Linked DNA regions of Homo sapiens: regions 2 and 3 are each linked to region 1. Evidence: chromatin loops called from intact Hi-C (ENCODE). Cell type or tissue: gastrocnemius medialis. All regions are shown on one strand. Region 1 overlaps DCP1A (decapping mRNA 1A). Region 2 overlaps RFT1 (RFT1 glycolipid translocator homolog). Region 3 overlaps CACNA1D (calcium voltage-gated channel subunit alpha1 D).

The links. Peaks named below come from ENCODE experiments on the same cell type or tissue, not always from the same donor. Only the 100,000 strongest peaks of a DNase experiment are listed, where the experiment ranks them.
Region 2: a loop joins it to region 1, with 4 times the contacts of the local background. A loop is called at or near these places in 7 of 110 quality-filtered maps.
Region 3: it touches region 1 in a loop (3-fold over the local background); 2 of 110 quality-filtered maps call a loop at or near these places.

What each region holds. Positions count from the first base shown.
Region 1 is chr3:53,295,293-53,303,292 of GRCh38, reverse strand. The region is part of intron 6 of DCP1A (decapping mRNA 1A); the gene reads left to right. LOC107986087 (a long non-coding RNA gene) reads right to left here. Exons shown (of 4, transcript XR_001740702.3): 4 at 7,418-7,717. Among named protein-coding and RNA genes, the nearest start is that of SNORD38C, 34 kb to the left of the region's middle. RefSeq lists an enhancer at 1,459-1,628. In gastrocnemius medialis, a CTCF peak has its summit at 3,572 (motif pointing left); no DNase peak of the experiment used is centred here; H3K27ac peaks cover 2,591 bases.
Region 2 is chr3:53,110,075-53,118,074 of GRCh38, reverse strand. It overlaps RFT1 (RFT1 glycolipid translocator homolog), which reads left to right. Exons shown (of 13, transcript NM_052859.4): 7 at 6,167-6,245. Among named protein-coding and RNA genes, the nearest start is that of RFT1, 16 kb to the left of the region's middle. RefSeq lists an enhancer at 2,542-3,741. In gastrocnemius medialis, a CTCF peak has its summit at 3,974 (motif pointing left); DNase peaks (open chromatin) are centred at 3,954, 4,564 and 7,684; H3K27ac peaks cover 1,871 bases.
Region 3 is chr3:53,678,378-53,686,377 of GRCh38, reverse strand. The region is part of intron 8 of CACNA1D (calcium voltage-gated channel subunit alpha1 D); the gene reads right to left. Among named protein-coding and RNA genes, the nearest start is that of CHDH, 160 kb to the left of the region's middle. In gastrocnemius medialis, no CTCF peak of the experiment used is centred here; a DNase peak (open chromatin) is centred at 3,407; H3K27ac peaks cover 857 bases.

The DNA of each region.
Region 1 (8,000 bases):
TCTGTCTCAAGGAAGAAAAAAATAATAACAGTAACACCCCTTGGACAGGCACAGTGGCTCTCGTCTGTAATCTCAGCTCTTTGGGAGGCCAAGGCAGGAGGATCACTTGAGCCCAGGAGTTAGAGACCAGCCTGGGCAGCATAGTGAGACCCCTTCTCTAGAAACAAATTTTAAAATTAGCCAGACGTGATGTCATGCACCTGTGGTCCCAGCTAATTGGGAGGCTGAGGTAGGAGCCTCGCTTGAGCTCAGGAGGTTTGAGATTGCAGTGAGCCATGATCACACCACTGCACTCCAGCCTGGGTAGCAGAGCAAGGCCCTGTCTCAAAAATTTAATTTAATTTAATTTAATTTAAAAATAAAATAAAACTCCCAGGTGCAGTGGCTCATGCCTGTAATCCCAGCACTTCAGGAGGCCAAGGCAGGCAGATCACCTGAGGTCAGGAGTTCGAGACCAGCCTGGCCAACATGGCGAAACCCCGTTTCTACTAAAAATACAAAATTAGCCGGGTGTGGTAATAGACACCAGTAATCCCAGCTATTCGGGAAGCTGAGGTAGGAGAAATTGCTTGAACCCGGGAGGTGGAGGTTGCAGTGAGCCGTGATTGCGCCACTGCACTCCAGCCTAGGCGACAGAGCAAGGCTCTGGCTCAAAATAAATAAGTAAATAAATAAAATAAAACAACCCTTCCTCACCTCCATCCTCTTACTGTACTTTATTTTCTCACTAAGGTTTCTAACCAGCTAAGATGGTTTCTGTTTTTGTTTTTTGTCTGTCTCCTGCCCACCAAAATATAAGCACCATGTAAAACAGTTTTGTTTTTTTGTTTTTAAGCTGTCTCTTACGGGAAAGAAGGGCAGTTTTATGAGCCTTGTTCATTGCTGTATCCTTAGCATGTAGCACTGTAAATATTTGTTGAATTAGTTCTCTTTATAACTGATAGTCTGATAAAAGAACAGATATCAAATAAAATCCGTAGGTTTTTAAGTAGACTTTTTGTTTTGAGATAATTACAGATTTATATGCAGTTGTAAGAAATAATGCAGAAAGATCCTATGTACCCATTACCCATTTGCCCATTGATAACATTTTGCAAAATATAGTACGATATGACAACCAGGATATTAACACAATCCACACATGTTGTTCAGATTTCCTTTGTTGTGTGTATATTCAGTTCTGTGTAATTTTATCTCATGTATAGCTTTTTGTATATCCACTACCACAGTCAAGATGCTAAATATTTTCATCACCCCCAAGATGTTTTGCCCTTTCATAAACACACTGACTTCCCTGTCATACCCTATTCTGCCTCTGCGTCTACCTCTGCCTCCCCGATCCCGCCATCGTTTAGCCCTGGCAACTATTAATCCATTTTCCAGTTCTATAATGTCATTTCAAGAATATTATATAAATGGAATCATATATATAACCTCTTGAGATTGTCTTTCTTCACTCAGCATAATTCCTGAACATTTCACTGAAGTTGTTACATGTATCAAGTTTGTTTCCTTTTATTACTGAGAGTATTACATGATACGCAAGTACTAAAATTTGTTTAACTGTTTTTGGCAACTCACTTACTGAAGAACATCTAGATTGTTTTCAGTTTTGGGTTATTACAAATAAAGCTCCTATGAACATTTATGTACAGGTTTTTATGTGAACATAAATCTTCATTTCTCTGAGATAAATGCCCAGGAGTGCAAATGTCAGGTCATTTGGTATTGCATGTTTTAGTTTAATAAGAAACTGCCTTGGGAGGCCAAGGCGGGTGGATCACTTGAGGTCAGGAGTTCGAGACTAGCCTGACCAACATGGTGAAACCCCGTCTCTACTAAAAATACAAAAATTGGACGGGCATGGTGGTGGTGGTACCTGAATCCCAGCTATTCGGGAGGCTGAGGCACGAGAATCGCTTGAACCTGGGAGGCAAAGGTTGCAGTGAGCTGAGGTCATGCCATTGCACTCCAGCCTGGGCAACAAGAGCAAAACCCTGTCTCAAAAAAAAAAGAAAGAAACCACCAAACTGTTTTCTAGGAAGTCTGTACAGTCTTACATTCACATCAACAATGTATCCAAAAATGTTTTTAGATATTTAGATAATTAATTTAAACCAAATTTTGTATTCTACCTTCCCATACCCCATTTTTACTGTATCTGGATTTAGGATCATCATCCAGGAGTGTGCAGTGGGCTTACTACTTCCCCTTTCTAAATCATGAATCACTTCATCTTCCTTTTGTGAATCATGAAGTTAAGGATTATTGTACCGCCTAATGCAGATTTGTTGTGAGACCCTAAGGAAGAAATGGACCAGAAAAAAATGACTTAAGAATTATAAGGTCAGGCATGGTGACTCACACCTGTAATCTCGGGACTTTGGGAAGTGGAGGCAGGCGGATCCCTTGAGTCCAGGAGTTTGAGAACAGCCTGGCCAACATGGTGAAACCCTGTCTCTAATAAAAATACAAAAATTAGCCGGGTGTGGTGGTGCACGCCTGTAATCACAGCTACTCAGGAGGCTAAAGTGGGAGGATCACTTGAAACCAGGAGGTGGAGGTTATAGTGAGCCAAGATCGCACCACTGCACTCCAGCCTGGGCGACCAAGGGAGACCCTGTTTCAAAAATCCAACAACAAAAAAAAGAATCAGCCAGGCACAGTGGCTCACGCCTGTAATCCTAGCACTTTGGGAGGCCAAGGCAAGTGGATCACCTGAGGTCAGGAGTTCAAGACCAGCCTGACCAACATGGTGAAACCCCATCTCTACTAAATAGAAAAGAAATTAGCCAGGGGTGGTGGCACATGCCTGTAATCCCAGCTACTTGAGAGGCTGAGGCAGGAGAATCGCTTGAACCCGGGAGGCGGAGGTTGCAGTAAGCTGAGATTGTGCCATTGCACTCCAGCCTGGCCAACAAGAGTGAAACTCCATCTCAAAAAAAAAAAAAAAGTCATAAAGCACTGTCCATTGAAAGATGAAAAATGAGTGTGACAAGCCATAGATGCTAAGCCTTTCAACAATAGCACTGCGTCTGTAGACATACAGAACTCAAGTGGTACAGACAGTGCTGATGTGTTATTCCGTCATTTTTCATATACTTTTAAAACTTCACGTTTGGTCGGGCATGGAGGCTCACACCTGTAATCCCAGCACTTTGCACTTTGGGAGGCCGAGACAGGCAGATCATGAGGTCAGGAGTTTGAGACCAGCCTGGCCAACATGGTGAAACCCTGTCTCTACTAAAAATACAAAAAGTAGCCGGGCGTGATGGCATACGCCTGTAATCCCAGCTACTCAGGAGGCAGAGGCAGGAGAATTGCTTGAACCCAGGAGGGGGAGGTTGCAGTGAGCCAAGATCGTGCCACCACACTCCAGCCTGGGCGACAGAGCAAGACTCCATCTCGGGGTGGGAGGAAGACTCCATTATTTAGGTTATAGTGACAAAATTTTATGAAATACTGAGATCTGGATATTGTCAGAAGTCATGTGATTGACTAAAGTTAGTTTAAATTTATCATCAGCCGCCACAGGCAGATACTACATTTGTTTAGTAACACTGCCATCTAGTGCTGAGGAGCAAGTACTGCTGTCAAGCCTTAATAGTATTACATTCCATTTCAGTTGCATAATTCACTTGTTTAAACTTTTCTTGGGATTGTTTCTGTAGTGTATTTTGTTATTGTTTGTTTCCTATGTTCAAGAATAGTGCCTATCTTATAGTGTGCCCACTGCAGTGACCAGTAGCTCCAAACAGACATGTAAAATTCTCTAAACATCAATTCTCCGTGGGATGAGGAGTGAACCATATTAAACCTGATGCTGAAGATGATAATTTTGTCCTGTGCTGTACATGCTGTTGCTCGCTGAATGCCATTTCCTGAGCTAAACGGTCAGACTAACACTTGATCTACATGAAGTATTAAAAAACTCAGAATCCTAACTTGAAGCATGTTCAAGCATGAGGAAAGAATAACATTTTACCTTTTCTGTGGATGATGGAAGGTTAATTCATGAATAAATAAGCCCAGCTACTAGAGGAGGGCAACCAGTTTTTCTTATCAGAAACAGAAAAGAATGCAGAGACTGTGAAACTTTTGGGAATTTGTGTGAAGAGAAATATTCTGCTCACCCAGGCTCCTATGACAAATTCAACCAGTTAGGTATAATCATGTGTCATTTAACAATGGGAATACTTTCTGAGAAATGTGTCATTAGGCGATTTCATTCTCCGAACATCATAGAGTGTATTTATACTTTCACAAACCAAGAAACCAAGATGGCATTGCCTACTAACACCTAGGCTCGATGGGATAGCCTATGGCTTCTAGGCTACAGACCTGTGCAGCACATTACTGCACTGCGTATTATAGGCACTTGTAACACACTGGTATTTGTATATTTAACCATAGAAAAGGTTTAGTAAAAACACAATATTATATTCTTATGGGACCACTGTTGTATATGCAGTCCATCATTGACCAAAACATGGTTTGTGCCAAATGATAGTATTTCCAAACGTTGATGCATTTTGATCTGTAGCCACCTCAGTTATTCAAACCTTAGCTGTACCTGTTTTCCGGAGGTAAGTATCACCATCCAGGTGATTAGGTAACCTATACTTTGCTGAATTGACATCTCCATATGGTGGCACACTGCTTAAGAATGTAGACTGTATTGTTAGAACTGAGTTGGAGTCTGGTTCTTTTGTTGTATTTGGGCATCATCTATAAAGTAGCAATAATAATTTACCTACTCTAGCAGATGAATAGAGTAATACATGTAAAGTGCTTAGCATATCGCCTCCCACATAGTAAGCATTCTGTGTATGATGATTCATTATTACCATCACAAATTCGTTTATTCTCTCTTATATGAGAAAACCTCCAAAACTGTAATGCTTTACCATACTCCCCATTCTAGAGAAAGTTAGAGAATCTGTCTGGCCTCGCAGTAGTTATAGGGAGGCAGCATAGAGAATCTAGAAACTTTCTGCTGCTTTTAAAGTCAGGGGTCAGGGTTCTACCATATGGTGGTTTCATATTTTAATTTAAAGTAGGTGTGTGTGTTTGTAGAGACAACGTCTCACTCTGTTGCCCAGGCTAGATTGCAGTGGCCTGATCATAGCTCACTGTAACCTCAAACTCTTGGGCTTAAACAATCCTCCTGCCTCAGCCTCCCAAGCAGCCAGGACCACAGGTGCACACCACCTTGTGCAGCTAATTTTTAAATTTTTTGTAGAGGCAGGGTCTCAATATGTTGACCAGGCTGATCTTAAACTCCTGGCTTCAAGCAATGCTTCCGCCTAGGCCTGCCAAAGTGCTGAGATTATAAGCATGAGGCACTCTGCCTGACTTAAAGTAGATTTTTGGCTGTTCAAAGTTAATTTATGTTTCACTGGACAAGGAAAAATTGCTGTCTGGATTATGCCTCAGGTGTATTTTGTGATGAGGTTTCTCCATGTCCTGCCATTTGATTATTCCTTTTCTTAAATTTCTGCAACATAGACCCAATCTGATCTCTGTTTTTCAAAGTAGTTTATACCTAAATATTGGTTTGTGTGTTTGTATACATATGTCTGTAATAGAATGGGGTGGTTATGAGCTGTTTAATTTGCATTAATAAGAATTAGTCTTGTTGGCCAGGCACGGTGGCTGTAATCCCAGCACTTTGGGAGCCGAGGCAGACAGATCACCTGAGGTCAGAAGTTCAAGAACAGCCTGGCCAACATGGTGAAATGCCATCTCTACTAAAAATACAAAAATTAACTGAGCGTGGTGGTGCATGTCTGCATTCCCAGCTACTTGGGACGTTGAGGCAGGACTATCACTTGAACCCAGGAGGTGGAGGTTGCAGTGAGCCGTGATCACACCACTGCACTCCAGCCTGGGTGACAGCAAGACTCCATCTCAAAAATTAAAAAAAAAAAAAAAAGAATTAGTGTTGTTTTCCAATACTTTTTTTTGCTAAGAAACCTGACCCATTTGTTTTCTAAACATATAATGTGTATAAAAAGGAATTAACCCAATTCAAAACTGGGTAAAAGATTTTAATAGGAATCTCCATATAAGGTATACAAATGGCCAATAAGCACATGAAAAGATGCTCCACATCATTAGTCATTAGGGACATGCAAATTCAAACCACACTGAAGTATCACTTCATACTCATTAGGATGGCTAATATCATTAAAATGGAACATCACAAGTGTTGGAGAGTATATGGAAAATGCTCCATATACTCTGTTACCTCATATACTGCTGTATACTGGCAACCATGTTGGATTGCTGGTGATAATGTAAAATGGTTCAGGCACTATGGAAAAAAACAGTTCGGTGATTCCTCAAAAAGTTAAACTTGGAATTACTATATGACCCAGCAATTCTGCTCCTGGGTATATACCCAAAAGAATTGAAAACAGACATTCAAACAGATACTTCCACACCAGTCTTTATAGCAGCAGTATTTGCACTAGCTAGAAGGTGGAAACATCTCAAGAACTCCAGTGTCCATTAATGGATGAATGGATAAATAAATGTCATATATACATGCATTGGAACATTATTCGGCCATAAAAATAAGTGAAGTTCTGATACATGTTGGAACACGGATGAACCTTAAAAACAACAACATGAATATACTAAAGGCCACTGAATTTTACACTTAAATATGGTTAAAATGGTAAGTTTTATGTATATTTTACTACAGTTTTTTAAAATAGGGAGATAAATGTCTATTGTGCTGTCAGTAGACATTTATGATGCCATGAATTCACAAGTGACTAAGTCACAGTGTTCAGTGTAGTAAATGGAACCTGTGAACATGTCTGCAGCTATGTGGCCTGGACAGAGAAGTCTGTCCCAAGGGAGAATTTGTTGTCTATTTTGACCTAGATGGAATGGGTTTGAAATATTACCAGACAGCTGTGTCCTTGATGATTCTTTGCATTGGGAGTGACCAGGAGGTTTATAATAGCCTAGCCTTGGTTATCTTACCAGGTGTTTTGTTGTTGTCTTGCATTGTGGGATATGATATTCCAGGAGCATTTAATGAATTTTTGTTTGGTACTCCATGCTTGCTATTAAGACCACATGGTGGGCCGGGCGCGGTGGCTCATGCCTGTAATCCCAGCACTTTGGGAGGCCGCGGCACGCAGATCACCTGAGGTCAGAAGAAGTTTGAGACCAGCCCGGGCAACATGGTGAATCCTGTCTCTACAAAAAATACAAAAATTAGCTGGATGTGGTGACGCACGCCTATAATCCCAGCTGCTCAGGAGGCTGAGGCATAAGAATCGCTTGAACCTGGGAGGAGGAGGTTACAGTGAGCCGAGGTCACGCCACCGCACTTGAGCCTGGGCGATAGGGCTAGACTGTGTCTCAAAAAAAAAAAAAAGACCACATGGTGTTTATGTGATTATAGTTTAAGCCAACTTCAATTTAATGCTTTTTGGGCACCAGACATTATATTGAGAATTTAATTTTCACAACAGTGTTCTGAGATCATTGTCACAATGTCCTCGCTTTTCAGATAAGGAACTAAATTAGAAGGATTATGCTGGGCTCAATGGCTCACTACAAAAAATTTAAAAATAAACTGATCATGGTGGCATGCACCTGTGGTCCCAGCTACATGAAAGGATTGTTTGAGTCTGGAAGGTCAAGGCTGCATGAGCTGTGATCACACCACTGCACTCCAGTCTGACTGAATGAGACCCTGTCTCAAAAAAAAGAGAAAGAAAAAGAAAGATGATGTAATTTTCCCAGTTAACAGCTGAGGTATCTTTTATTTCAGACCCTAAACTCTACAGTTTTTTTCAGAAGTAAAAATATGAAGAAATTGAACCATATAAGATCTTTAGTATTTTTTTGTATCCATGGTCTAAAATTAGATACTGATGCTGCCTTATATTTGAAGTGAGAGTCTAACATTAGTAGAATCTCTTTATTGAATATTTTTAAAGGTGAAATGGTTTGGTATGAAGCTACAACTTTTTTAC
Region 2 (8,000 bases), 190 kb after region 1:
AAAAAAAAATTTTTTTAATTAGCTGGGTATAGTGGTGTGCACCTGTAGTCCCAGCTACTCAGGAGGCTGAGGTGGGAGGGTCGCTTGAGCACAGGTCAAGGCTGCAGTGAGCCATGATTGTGCCACTGCACTCCAGCCTGGGCAACAGAGTGAGACCCTGTCTCAAATAAATAACTAAATAAATAAAACCTGTGATGGGCTCAGAACTCTAAGCTTAGTTTCTTTATCTGTCAAATGGGGATAATAATAGTACCTCACTCCTAAGGCTGTTTTGAAGACCTGATGAGTTGGGGCATGTAAGGTCTTAACATTGTGGCCTGGCACAAGTGGGTATCCTTAAGTGACAACCGATATCACCACCGTCACACTGACACCCTGAGAGCAGAGCTGGCTCTACAGGGGCACCCTAGCTAGGCAGCTCTGATGTTATTGGTGTGGGAGCTCAGTGGTTTAATCTGGCAATATGCTCTGAAAGTACCCATGCCCAGACTGCGAGGACCCAAGCCCTGATCATGAGAAGGCTGTGTGTACCTGTCACACATAGTGATACTGTTCCCGCTGACATACAGTAAGAACATGGCGCCATGCTTGGTGCCATCAGGGATACAGACATGTAGGAGAGGTGATTCCTGGGCCTCAGGGAGGTTCCTGTGGGCTTGAGAGGCACCTGATATAGATCTGAAGCCTGTGGGACTCTCCCCAGACCTCAGGGTCTTCATTTTTAAAGTGAGATTGTTGGCCTACGTGACCTGTGAGGCCCCTCTGAAGACTTCAGGAGTTCCATGAAAGTATTTGAACCTTGACAAAGAGCCATTTACAATAACTGCCATTGACTGCATGTTTTGTGCCATGCACTACACCAAGCACTTTACATGGATTTTGTGTTTAATTCTCTTAGTAATGTATGAGATAAATACTGTTAGCTCCATTTTACAGACAAGAAAACTGAGGTTCAGAGGAGTTAAGTGACTAATCCAAAATCACATAGCTGGTTTTGGACCCACTTCTCTCCACCTTTTGCTGGGGACTAGCTTTAGACTGTGGCTTACCCCTATGTTATGTAGCCTTCCAAAAGAAATTGGCTTATTGCCCATAGTAGTTATTGTTTACATAAAGATTAGGAAGTTCCAGGTGGAACAATTCATAATTCAGGTTTATTATTTTAAAAAGAAGCCCGGGCATGGTGGCTCACACCTGTAATCCCAGCACTTTGGGAGGCTGAGCGGGCAGATCACTTGAGGTCAGGAGTTGGAAACCAGCCTGGCCCACATGGTGAAACCCCGTCTCTACTAAAAATACAAAACAGTTAGCTGGGCATGGTGGCATGCGCCTGTAATCCCAGCTACTTGGGAGGCTGAGGCAGGAGAACTGCTTGAACCCAGGAGGTGGAGGTTGCAGTGAGCTGAGATCGCACCACTACACTCTAGCCTGGGCAACAGAGCAAGACTCTGTCTCAAAAAAAAAAGAGAAAGAAAAAAAGAGGCTGGGTGTGGTGGCTCAAGCCTGTAATCCCAGCACTTTGGGAGACCGAAGTGGGAGGATTGCTTGAGCCCAGGAGTTTGAGACCAGCCTGGGAAACATGGTAAGAACCCGTCTTTACAAAACATGTAAAATTTAGCTGGGCATGGTGGCACATGCCTGTGATCCCAGCTACTCTGGAGGCTGAGGCAGGAGGATCACTTGAGCCCTGGAGACTGAGGCTACAGTAAGCTGTGTTCATGCTACTGCACTTTAGCCTGGGCGACAGAGTGAAACCCTGTCTCAAAAAAAAAAAAAAAAAAAAGAAATGAGATGATTCTGAATGCATGAACGCAGTGTATGACTTTACCATGAGCAGCATGCCTGACTTGACTCCCCAGAGCAGCTTTCTGCACTGGGGACTTCCTTAATGGAAGCTGGTCAAATAATTATATTTACTATCAATTTGACTTAATTGTAAGATTTCCCTTCCTGTTCTTGTAGAATTCCATCTTCTTTAAAGATGCTTATTTAACCTTATAATAAATTAATGATACTTCAAATAATGGCTTCCGTTTATATTCATTGACATTTCTGAGGGATTTAATATGAGAGATATGCTAATATTTAAGTAAAGCTGAGGAATTTGACTCAGCAAGCATGTATTAAACATTATTATATGTTAGGCACTGTACCAGGTGCCCTGAGTGAGGCCCCTACCCTCAGAACTTGCATGGTGATGGAGAGATAGGATCTGTACTCAACTATGCTATAGGACAGTGTGTGTCTAGCGTTATCAAAATAGAAGCACAGAGGAAGGACTGCTGAATTCCATCTAGGAACATCAAGGAAGGCTTCACGGAGGAAGCTTCTTTTGTGCTGGACTTTGACACATGGGTGGGCAGAGGTTAAATGTATATGTGTGGTAGAGATGGGCATTCGTGACCACAGAAGGAAAGAAAATTTGCTCAGTGCTTGTTACCTGCCCATCATTGTGTTGGAATTGGGAATGTAGAGATGACTGGGGTACTTAGGTTGGCTGGAAAATGGGGGAAGGGAGAGAAAGGAAAAGGTGGCGGGAAGTTATGAAGGGAAGTAAACCTGGCTGCCAGGCTAGGGTCAGGTGGCAGTGGCCTCAGTGCTATGGAGCTTGGGTTTAATTCAGGGGCAGTGGAGCCTAATGAAAGGTTTTTGAACAGCACCATGATCAAACTGTCTGTATTGAGGAGCTTGCCGTCTCTTACAGAGTTATAGTGTCTTATTTTTTTTCATTCAGTCCTCATACTGGCTCCATGAGACAGGACTTCTTATCCCATTTTGCAGATGAGAAAGCCAAGGCTTAGCAAAATTAAGTATCTTGTTCACGGCGACATTTACACTAATAATTCAAGGAACTGCAGGTCGAGCCCCAATCTCCAAGCTTGACTCCAAAGCCTGAACCTGCAATGAGAAGGATAGGCTAGAGAAAGAGTAAGAAGCAAAAAAAGCTCATTGGGAGCCTGTGGCAATTGTCCAGGTGAGGAGTAAGGACAGGGGGAGGATGGATGAAAGTGGGAGGATGGATAAAGCTGGGGCAGCATCAATAGCCCCAGAGTGACTGGGATAGGTGGAGCAAGAGGGAGAGGAAGGAGTGCTCTGTAGGGTGGAGGAGGTGACAGAGGGCAGTGGACAGGATGGTAGCCCCACACTCACCAGTGACTCTTGTCATTGTGGTAAGGATGTGGCTGATCATATCATCCTGAGTCAGAAGAGTTTGGGAAGTGGACGAGTGACTCAGGTGAAAGTGTGATGAGCCTCTGAGTTCTGATTCCAGACCTTCCCTGGAGTTACCATCCATCACCTTTTACCACCTTAGCCGCCATTTCTCCGTTAGTACAGTGAGGGCAGTGGAATGGCTTGTTGGTCAGGGTATTCCAGGGAAATTCCTGGCTATTTAGATCAGCTCATCAGTACCAACCCAGCTATTGTGAAATAGGCCTCTTTTGACCGCCCCAAGTGACACCTCCATTCTGAACCTCCATTCTGAATAGAATGGTAACAGTCCACCATATGCTTCCTCTCTCCCACCACTCAGCCCCTGCCTGCAGAAGCCGCATCTCAGATTGGATTTCCTGCCTCTGTGTCCTTAATGAGCACTTTTAGTAAGTGGTGTCACCATTCCTTCTGAACCACAGGCCCATTTAAACCAAAGGCATTAGGAAAATCAAGTATGAGCTCTCAGATTAGGTACACCATCATGATCTCATTCTCCCAAAGAACTTTGTCTTTAAAGAGCTCAATCATCTTCCCAAATCCATTCACAACCTGCAGGCAAACAGGCATCACGAGAGCCTCATGACAAGCAGCAGCCTTCGTTTCCTTTTAAAAGGGGACAGGTCCTGCTTTGCTGACCCCTGGGAGGACCACCACAGCATGGCAAGGGGTGAGGAGCAGTGTGAGAGAGAGAAGGTGCTGAAGCCGGCTGTGGTCAGAATCCAAGTCTGAAGATGACGTGGTCCCCAGTGCCCCCTAGTGGTAGGAAGTTGTCTGGTGCTCTTTGTTCCGGGGAAAGGAGATGGCCTGTTTTAAACATCTTGTGGCCCAATTTCCTTCTCATCAGGGAAGATTTACTCCTGGGCTAAAGAGATAACCTGGCATCTGCTCTAGGTTCTCTGATTCCCTGAGGGCTGCACTGTTTGGGAGGATTCACACTTGCACTCCCTGTGTCTGGAAAAAAGGCTCAGAAACCAAGGAGTAAAGAGAATGGGGGCTAGAAGTGATCCTTGCTTTCAGAGGTGCTCTAGGCTTGCCCTGTCCCAAATGTTAGCCACCAGCCACATGTGGCTATAGAGCATTCTGGAATATGGCTAGTCTGAATTCAGATGAGTCATAAATGCAAAATACATATTGGATTTCAAAGTCTTAATATGAAAAAAAATATTTTTTACAGGGATTACTTGTTGAAATGATAATATTTTGGTTAAATAAAATATATTAAAATTAATTTCACTTGTTTCTTTTTCCTGTGCACTGTGGCTGCTAGAAAATTTAACATTACATTTCTACTGGATAGCATTGCTCTTCACGGATGGGCTTTCTGCCCAGAACAGGGGCCCACATGACTGAGACAGGTTCCAGGCCTGCCCTTGGGCCCACTTCCAGAGCTGTGGCTGACCTTTTGGAGAGGTAGAGTGGGCTTGGCCTTTGTAATTCAGCCCTCCCCTCCCAAAAAGCCCTCTGAAATCCTACCATTGAGAAGTAATCACTTTGGATAATCACTACTTTTCAAAATGCAAGTACCCTAGGATTAAGAACCTAACATCAACCAGGCATGGTGGCTCATGCCTGGAATCCCAGTACTTTGGGAGCCGAGGTGGGAGGATTGCTTGAGCCAGGAGTTTGAGACCAGCCTGGGCAATGCAGCAAGACCCTCATCTCTACAAAAATTTTAAAAATGAGCCAGGCATGGTGGCACACACCTGTAGTCCCGGCTATTCTGGAGGCTGAGGGGGGAAGATGGCTTGAGCCCAGGAGTTTGAGGTTATAGTGAGCTATGATCATGCCACTGCATTCCAACCTGGGTGATAGAGTGAGACCCTGTTTCTAAAACAAAACAAAACAAAAAACCAAACACCTAGTCTAAATATTCTGGGATCCCAGGGTGCCTACAAGATAGAGGAGGGGGCCCCAGAGAGAACTGTGGGAGGTAGAAAAACAGGAGTCAGAGGATACCGAGCTCCCTGGCTGCCTTGCTCTTCCATTTTGTGCTCAGCTCCCTGGCTTTGAGGCCACCTGTCTCTTAATAGGTTGACCTCTACCCTACCTAAGTGTTTCCTTGTCCTTAGGAAATGGGCCATTTGGTGCCGCTGGGAGTTTTATTTATTTATTTATTTTTGAGCCAGATTTTCGCTCTGTCATCCAGGCTGAAGTTCAGTGGTGCCATCTTGGCTCACTGCAACCTCTGCCTTCCAGGTTCAAACGATTCTTGTGCCACAGCCTCCCAAGTAGTTGAGATTACAGACACGTAGCACCACGCCCAGCTAATTTTTGTATTTTTAGTAGAGATGGGGTTTTTGCCATGTTGGCCAAGCTGGTCTCAAACTCCTGGCCTCAAGTGATCCACCCACCTCAGCTTCCCAAAGTGTTGTGATTATAGGCGTGAGCAACCTCGCCTGGCCTGGAGTTTTAGAAGAGTCATATCAGAAATTTTATTTTCTCCGTTCCTCTGTCATACCCATTCTGAGTGGTTTACCTGACCTGCGAAGGCTAAATTTCTTTTGTAATGCAGAAGGGCAGCTCCTATACTTTGTGTAAAAGGGCCCTGGATGGCTGAACATAGCATTACAATGTGCAGTATATGGAGCAGAATTTCTTCTGCAGCCTGGCATGCTTTAGACAGTTTTTAAGGAAAGAACAAACTGTGAGCTGTACGTGTTAGCTGTGGTCAGTGTACTGTGTGGGCCCCCAAGGGACAGCAGCAATTCTTTAGGGGTCTCAGTATATGAGTCTTGGGCAGGCCCTTACAGACTTTGGCTTTGTGTTTAGTAATGTAAATTCTTCTCCAGTGTTTGTGAGATGCCTTCTGTGTGCTTAGCATTGGATGAGGATTCAGTGGAGACTATCCAAGTTGGGATTTAGAGACCAGATTGCATTTGCCTCTCATGTAGCATTGCATTCTTAGACTTGCAACGCCTGTGATGTTTTTGTTTTGTTTTGTTTTCTCTTCTAGGCGTTTATAAACTGGAAAGAGGCTAAACTGACTTGGAGTTTTTTCAAACAGTCTTTCTTGAAACAGATTTTGACAGAAGGTAAGTAGACGGTCACTCTGAATCGTCGGGAGACCATAGTAGAAGGGGATTTCATAGGACTGCCAATTACCTGGGTCCAGACCACCTGTCCAGAGCCTCTGGGGCAGAAGAATTTCAGAAATGGGAGGAGGGGGCTTAATACGGAGAGAGAAACCAACGTCTGTTTAGTTTGATGCTTTACTTAGTGGTCTAATTTAAATCTCTCCACAGCCTTATAAGAAACATATTGTTCCCCTTCATCATGGATGAGGAAACTAAGGGTCAGTGAGGTTGCAGAATTTCTTTAGGGTTTTATAGTAACAAGGAACAGCTTAACTGGGATCCAGGTCTAACTCCAAAACCCCATGTTATATGATTTTTATGAATTTATTATGAAAGTATTATATCAGTTACATAAAAGTATTTTTATCATTTTTTTTTTTTTGAGATGGAGTCTTGCTCCGTCGCCCAAGCTGGAGTACAGTGGTGCTATCTTGGCTCACTGCAAGCTCCACCTCCCAGATTCATGCAATTCTCCTGCCTCAGCCTCCTGAGTAGCTGGGACTATAGGTGCCCACCACCACACCCAGCTAATTTTTTTGTATTTTTAGTAGAGACGGAGTTTCACCGTGTTAGCCAGGATGGTCTCGATCTCCTGACCTTGTGATCCGCCTGCCTCAGAGTGCTGGGATTACAGGCGCGAGCCACCACACCCAGCCTTTTTATCATTTTATATCATTTATTTATATCATTTTATTTTCTTCTTCTTCTTTTTAAAAATTATGTCAATTCCCTAATCCTGGATTTATTTTCTTAAACAACAAAATGCACTTGTATGAGAGTTTGGTCAGACTTTGGTCCTTTCAGTTTACCTACGACAGAGCTCTCAATGTGGAGGGCCAGCAAGGGGCTGGAAGCACATTTAGTTTTTGTATGTATATGTGTTGGTTTACTTATACCCAGCTTTAATTTAAAAAGTGAGATTTAAGACAGCTGTAAGTTGCTGAAGGTAGTAGTTTCTCTCTTCATATATATTTCATATCCATATACCTATTACTGAATGTATTTTTAATCTTTTCAAAAATTTTCTTTTAATTATAAAATATAGTCCCGTTAGAAAAAAATAAGAAAATAGAAAAAATAATACTAGCATTCTAATACAACTGTTATTATCTTGTTATTTTATTTCCCCCCCATCTGTATTTTTTGTTTATTATGTCTCCAAAAGAAAGCAACTCCCCCTATGCCTCGCTTTCCCCATCTGTGAATAAGGGATAGGACCAGGCAGTGTCTGAGGGCTCTCTGATCTTTGAGAGTACACACGTTTCCAGCCTAACCTTATAACTTTGCTATTACAAAAATGAAACCGTTCCGAGGCCTTCTCGGGGAAGGGAGGGTCAGAAGCCTCAGAAGAGCTGAGTGAAGGGCCTGAGCACTTAGCTCCTGGGGAGCAGAGACTGTGCCGTTCACTACTGCCTCCCTGTGGCCTGGTACAGGAGGGCTATTCAGCATGTATTTGTGAATGGGGTAAGAAAAGCAACAACGTAACTATTGTGAAATGTGTATGATGATAGTTCACATTGTTGTAAGAACAGGAAAATCGGTGGAGTGAGTTTTGGAAAGGACGGTTGCTCATATGCATTTTTTTCCTTCCAAGGTTTTAAGAGCAGTTTTAATAAGTTTGAAGGAATGGATCCAGTCCAAGTGATGGCCCTAAATTGGTTTTCTGGATTGCAGACAACACATGTCTCTAGACATGTCTTTGCAGCAGCTGGT
Region 3 (8,000 bases), 380 kb before region 1:
ATTGAGATTTTGGCCTCATGAGTTGGGAAATGCTCCCTCCAACTTTACTACCTGAAAGAATTTCTAGGGATGGTATAATTTTTTTCTAAATCGGCTGACATAATTCACTTTTGACCTCATCTAGGCTTCTAATTTTCTTTGAGAGAAGATTGAGAGAAGATTCTGTTTGCGATTCTGTTTGCGATTCTGAATTCCATTTAAAAAGGCAAATATAGGACTCTCCCAATTTATTTCTTGGTAGGCTGTGTATTTCAAGGAATTTGCCTGTTTCTCCTAAGTTACCAAGTTTATTCTCTTATTATTTTAATGTCTGTAATATCTGTGGTATCTCCTCTTTCATTTATAAAACTGGTAATTTGCTCTTTTTCCTTTTTTGATTAGTTTTGTTAGAGATTTATCAATTTTTATTACGCTTTCTAAATAACTTTATAATTTGTGTTTTCTATTTTATTTACTTCTGTTATTCTTTTTTCTACTTACCTTGGACTTATTTGGTCTTCTTTTTCTAGATTAGTAGATGGAAATGTAGAACTACTGAGTTTAAACCTTTCTTCCTTACTGATATAGCTATAAATGTCCCTCCAAGCACTGCATTCAACGGATCATACAATTTCCCAGTTGGATTTTATCAGTTTCAAAGTATTTTCTAATTTTTATTATTTTTTGAGTTATAGGTTATTTAATTTCCAAACATTTGGGAAGGTTTATAAACAGCCTGTTATTGGCTTCTGTTTTAAATCTACTGCCATTAGAACAAAGATACTTTGTAAAATTTCAATCGAGAGGTAATGAGACTTTCATGGCCAAGATATGGTCTATGTCGGTGAATGTTCCACGTGCTCTGAAAAGAATGTGTATTCCGCAATTATTGAACACAGTATTTTATAAATATCAATTAGGTCAAGTTGGCTGAATTTATTAACCAATCTAAATATAATCTAGATATTATCTATATTTGCTGTTTTTAACCTAGTAATTATTGAGAAGGAATGATACAAATTTTCATCTATGTTTCTAGATTTATCAATTTCTCCACTTAATTTTAACAACTTTTGCTTCATGTACTCTCAAGCTGTATTTAGGTGCCAACACATTTAGGATCATTGTGTCTTCTCAGTGAATTGACCTTTTTATGAGAATAAAATGTCTATTTCTGAAATGTCCCTATTTCTGGAAATGTTCCTTATACTAAAGTCCAACTTGTGTGGATTAGTACAGTTCATCCATTTTTTATTTTTAATCCATGTCTTTATAGCATCTTAAATTTTTATTTAGTCTGACAATTTCTATCTTTTAACTAAAATGTTGTGTACATTTTCGTCCAATGCAATTATTGATATTACTGGGTTTGTCTACCATCTCGTTGTTGGTACTATATGTTCTTTGTTCCTTTTTCTTCCTTTTCTGACTTATTTTGGATAATTTAGTACTATTTAATATTCCATTTTATCTCTTCTTTTAGCTTTTTAGTACCCCTTTTAAGTCATTACTCTGGAGATTATCATATGCATCCTTAAGTTCTCAGTCTACCATGAATTCATATTATTTCAAAATGTAGTAACTTTATCACAGTGAAGCTCCATTTAACTTCCTTCTATCTTCTGTGTATGGTTATCCTATAATTTACTTTGACCTGTTACAGTTCCCATAATACCTTGTGCTTACTTTAAATTATCTTTTAGAAAATTTAGAAATGAGAAAAAATCTTTTATCTTTGTTTGCCATTTTGATGCTTTTTTTTTTTTTTTTTTTTTTTGACAGAGTTTCACTCTTGTTGCCCAGGCTGGAGTGCAGTGGCGTGACCTCAGCTCACCACGACCTCCACCTCCCAGGTTCAAGCGATTCTCCTGCCTCAGCCTCCAGAGTAGCTGGGACCACAGGCATGCGCCACCACTCTCAGCTAATTTTTTGTATTTTTAGTAGAGACGGGGTTTCTCCATGTTGGTCAGGCTAGTCTCAAACTCCCCACCTCAGGTGATCTGCCTGCCTCAGCCTCCCAAAGTGCTGGGATTAGAGGTGTAAGCCACCGTGCCCGGCCATGCTCCTCGTTTTTAAAGCGGACATTTAACGTTTCTATCTGGTATTATTTTCTTCTAGCCTGAAGAACCTCCTTTAACATTTCTTAGAGTGCAAATTTGTTGGTGACCAATTCTTAGATTTTGTTTACCTGAAAGTTTTTCTACTTCCTTCTTTTGTGAAGGGTATTCTTGCTTCATACAGAATCGTTTTTCCTTTTACCTCTTTGAAGATGTCACCCATTGCCCTACAACTTGCACTATATCTGCAAACAAGTAAATGCATATTCTTATTATTTTCTCCTAGTATGTAATGTGCCCTTTCCCATTTGCTTTCTGTTAAAATTCTCTGGATCTTTTACTTTCAGCCATCTAAATTTGATGTGCTTAGCAGTGGTTCCCTTTGTGTTTCCCCTGCTTGAGGTTTGTTGGGCCTTTTGGATCTGTTAACTTAGTTTTCAATACTTGCAACATGTTCAGCTTTATTTATCTTAAAATTTTTCTTCCTCAATCTCTTTATTCTCCTGTGACTCCAATTTCATATACACCAGATTGCTTATTGTTGTTTTAGAGATCACTAAGCCCTCATCAACTTTTTCTGCAATGTCCAGTCTACTTTTTTCAGATATTGTACTGTTTCTATTTACCTACTGAGATTTACCTATTCTTTTATTATGTCCATCTTTTCCTTCAGTTCCTTAAACAGGCTCATAGTAGTGACTTCAAAGTCTTTGATTATTAATTGCAACATCTGTCATCTTTTGTTTCTATCGACTTTTCCCTCCTTGATCGTGAATATTTTCCTGCTTCTTTTCATGTCTTATAGTTTTGGGTCATGAGGAAAAACATTCTGGGAACATCTGAGTTTTGGTCTCTTCCTTTAACGAGTGTTGATTTTTGTCTTTTTGACAGGTGTTTAATTTATTGGCCATTTCCCTGATCCTTTTGAAGCTTGTTTCTATGCTTTTTAAGTCAGGTCTACAGTAGGCTTACTCAAGGGCTAAAGTAGCTCCAACCCTAAAGCCTGGCGTTTCTGAAGTCTCAGTACCCAATGTATTCAATTAGGTCCTTCCACTACAGCTGAGCAGAACCATATACCTCCCAGCACGGAGAGATTTCCAACCACTTACAGCATTCTACTAGCTGTTCTCTGCCTGGCTTCAATAAGTATCACCTGGCACAGAAGCAGCTTAGTATATGGTCAGATTTCAAAGAACCTCCACTCTGAGTACTGGAGCCCCTTCTCTGCATACTTCTCACCCATACTCTGCCCTGAAAATCCCAGCTATCTTAGCAGCCCTGAACACTGTTCTTTGACCCCTCAGCAAATAGACCATCGTTCTCTGCTGGGCTCTCCCTCTCTGCCATAATTCTAAAACTGTCTCCAGGCAGAAAGCCAGGACAACTGCGGAGTTTACCTCATGTGTTTCCCTTCTCGTAGGGATTGCAATCCTGTATATCCTATTTCCATTTTCTGAAAATAGTTGCTTCCTATTTTTTGCCCAGTCTTTTGTAGTTGTTTATGGTGAAAGGTCCAGTCTGGTAGCACTAGTATGTTGTGGCTGGAAGCAGATTATATGAGCCTTAAGTTGGTCTCTCTACATCCATTTGTGTATCCATCCAATCTATTCATATTACTGCAGCCACAGTGATTTTCATATGCAGATTTTCCCAACATTTTATTAGGAAGAATTTCAAACATCCATAAAAGTAGAAACAATTATACAATGAACACCCATATGCCTACCTCACCTAGATTCCATAATTAACACCTGCTACCTTTTCTTCTTCTTCTTTTTTTTTTTTAAGACAGGGTCTCACTCTGCTCCCCAGGCTGGAGTGCAGAAGCATGATCATAGCTCACTGCAACCTCAAACTCCTAGGCTCAAGCGATCCTCCTGTCTCAGCCTCCTGAGTAGCTGGGACTATAGGCACACACCACATTGCCCAGCTAAAAAGACTTCTGTTTTTTTTTTTTTTTTTTTTTTTTTTTTTTTACCAGAGACAAAGCCTCGCTATGTCGCCCAGGCTGGTTTCAAACTCCCGGCCTCAAGCAACCCTTCCACCTCACCCTTCTGAATTGCTCGGATTACAGGTGCAAGCCACAGCACCCAGCTGCTACATTTTCTTTATCACCTATCTCTGCATCCCCCTATCCATCTATTAATCATCTTATCTTTTTGAAGCATTTTAAGGTAAGTTGAGGATATGAGAATACAGCATAATTTTTAGAAAATGTAAATTTGAATATCACTCCCTGCTTAAAATTCATCCATGCATTCTCTTACCCTTCAGCTAATGACCAAAACCTGTGACATAGTCTAAAGGTCCTACGTGACCTGGATTCTGCCGGCCAGTCTCTTTCCTTTCATCTGACTTCATCTCCAGCTCTCCCAGTTCCTGTCACCCTAGCTTCATTCAGTTCCTCCAGCATCCTCTGCTCCTTCCTACTGTACCTCCTTTCTGTGGGTTTTCCCTTGACTAGAATACCCTTGCCCTAGCTTCTTGTCCCACCTTGCCTGGATATGTGGACTACTCATTCTTCACTTCCAGGATGCTCCTACCCAATAAACTGACAGCAGTTGTGCCTGTTAAACCCTCTCACAGCACATGAACCTTTCTTTCAAAGCATTTATACGAGTTTGTAATTGTCATTTTGGCCTCCATCATTAGATATAAGCTTCACGAAGAAAGAAACCATTTCATTCCACACTGTCACTGCAGTGCCTACACGGTGCCTACATCCCACCACCGTAACCCTGGTGCCTACATCCCACCACTGTAATCCTGGTGCCTACCCAGTGCCTACATTCCACCACTGTAACCCCAGTGCCTAGCAGGGCACTTGGCATACATCTACCACTGTGTAGGAACTGAAAAAAAATTCATTAAATGAATAAGTCATTCTTAGGAAGTTAAGAGAGAGGGAGAAAAAAGGATCCAGCAGGATTTTCTGCTTCTTATTCGTCTGTTATATCAAATTCAACTGCCTGCAGGCCAAGCACAGTTGCCCTATTTCCAGAGAGCTGTGGAACAATGTCATCCGGAAAGCCCTCCAAAGACAAAACTCCATGGTTCTCCAATGCTCTTCTAGCAGCCGATCTAAGTTCTCATAAGACCGTGGATCTTTATGTTCATTTGAGTCTCAAAAATACAGCTCTGAATATCAAAGCTGTTTTGTTTTTTCCAGAGAAAATCTCTTTAATAAATGGTATCAGTAAGGGCTTAAAACCAACACCTCATTCCATGCCTCTCATCTCACACACCAGGGCAGGAACAGTGGCTCTCCTTTGCTCTGTGGCACCATCAATGCTGTCTCATATGGGTGGAGAATACTTAGGGCTAGGGCTTGGGTGCATCCATCTGTTGAAACATTAAAATGAAATCCAGAAAAGGAGCTGTTGAACTTTAACAAGGAAGAGTTCCCTACACTATAGATCTACTGGTCTTTGTATACCAAGCTGCCCTGCAATACCAATATTTGATCTCTGTAAAAGCAATTTTACCATCCTGTAAAAGAATATTACACAAAAGAGAAAAAAAGCATAATGTTGACAGTAGCATCTTAGAGACAATCATCAATTTGTTTCTCACAAGCCAAATTATTAAACTCCTAAATATCCTTTTCATTGTAAAAGTAATGGCAATTGTTAATGCCTCCAATTGAATAGGGACCACAGGAAAATTATGGCTTTAATTTCAACTATTAAGGTAGCAACAGCTTTATAAAGAGCTGGGTCTGTGCATGAAAGCACTGTAATGAATTCTCTTCCCCTAGGATTTGGGATCAACAGATTCAACAGCCTCCCCTGCAACACTAATACCCTCAACAACCTCCCTCTTCTAACCTGCACATCAACAACCCAGAGCACAGGTGGAGGGGGAACTGCGGACAGAGAAGTCAACTCAGCACACAGCTCTCCATCTGCAAAACGAGCATCCAGGAGGGCACATGTGGCCAGAGGTGCCTCCTGGGTCCTCAGAGGTCTTTCTGTACATTATTAAAAAAAAAAAAAGAACTTGGTCAGGAACAGATGATAGCCACAGCTGACAAGTGAGAGCTCTACTGAATCTGTTGCTAGCGCCTGGCTGCTGTCCACTGCTGTTGCCAGGGAAACAGACGTCAGCTTGATGGAAACAAGGATCAGCGAAAACTTTCACTTACCTCGTTTCCACTGATCCCGACAGCCATTTCTATGGAAACAGTAGCTGTAAGCCAGCGGCAGAGAGGTTACCACTCACTTGTTAATGTCAGGTGTGGCTACCAGCCTGTGCACTTCAGGTACCATGGTACCAACAGCACCAGGATCCAGCTGTCAGCTACCCCCAACAGCTGTTAACTCTGCAACAAGAAAGTTCAGTGTTCAAAAGTATATATAAATGTTTAGCTAGGTTCTTTATTAGAAAAAGGAAATTTAGCACTCTCATTTAAAGCCAAATCAGAGCTTAGTTTCTTGTTCTACCAAAGCCAAGCCATGTGAGGGTACCGAAGGACCCTGAATCTTTCCGGCACCCTAACCTCAGCATTCAACTCCATTCACAATATTACTTCATGGTTCAGAAAAGGGGACATCCAACTGTGAACAAATCTTTCACGTATTAGCCTCTTCAAACCAAAGACAAATCCAGCTAAATGTGGGGAAGTACTTTGCTACAAGTAATCATTAAGGGTGTCTTTAGCATTCTGTCAGCTTAATCATCACTACAACACATAGGAAGTTATTTTTTAATCATAAGAACTATCTACAAAGAGTCCTCCCCTGTCCCTTTTAGACTGGACTTCCGTGTGCCTTAGTAGCCACTGGCCAAAAATTCTCTGTTGGCCAAGATATGGAATTAACTCACTATTGCAGTACAGTTTTATTCTGAATATGGTGACAAATCATGCCGATATCCTGGCTACCCCAGGACCCCAATAACAACCTTTTCAATGTTGTAAGCAATTACACTACTCTTTTACAAAGCAGACATATCAGAGGTATATATATTGGAGGAAATTCAATTGTCCATTTTCTGTCAGTAGATGCTGGTAAAGTGTTGAATGAGAGAAAAGTCTTTTTTTTTTTTTTTTTTTTTTTTTTTTTTTTTTTTTGAGATGGAGTTTTGCTCTTGTCACCCAGGCTGGAATGCAATGGTGCAGTCTTGGCTCACTGCAATCTCCACCTCCCTGGTTCAAGTGATTCTCCTGCCTCAGCCTCCCAAGTAGCTGGGATTACAGGCATGCGCCACCATGCCTGGCTAATTTTTGTATTTTTAGTAGAGACAGGGTTTCACTGCCTTAGTCAGGCTGGTCTCAAACTCCTGATCTCGGGTGGTCCAGCTGCCTCGGCCTCCGAAAGTGCTGGGATTATAGGCGTGAGCCACTGTGCCTGGCCAAATGAGAGAAAAATCTAATCTCAGTCATGAAAAATGTATAAGAATGCCTATTCCCAGAGGATATGTCTCCACTTAGAAAATATTCACAAGTAATACAACTACTATCTATTGGTGTGTTTTGCCTCTTGAGCCACCATTCAAGTAGAAGAAATCAGAGATTGTCTGGCTATTACTAGTATGAATTTAAATGGACCAAACCTGATTCCACTATGTAAAATTCTGGTATAGTCAGTCCACAGTACACCGGCACCAGCACCACCTTCCCTCTTCACATTCTCCATCCCATGAATCTTTGCCTTAGGAAACCAAAGCTTCCTAAAAGTAGCCATGCCTGAGTCTTTGTCTAGGCCCCTGGTATCCAATTAGCCAGAATGGGATGTAGGAGGCGAGATTCAAAAACATAAACTAGTTTGAAAATTGCCTTCAGTTTTCTATAATGCTTCGCTTCATCCATGTTCCCTTAAACTTCTAAAGATAAATAGGCCTATAGTAATACAAAATTGGATTGATTTAAAATGATACCTGTGATCTGGTAGGATCTGGAACTTACTAGAACACCAAGAATACAAATTAATTGGTATGATTTTGAATTTATAGACCTGGGCTGGG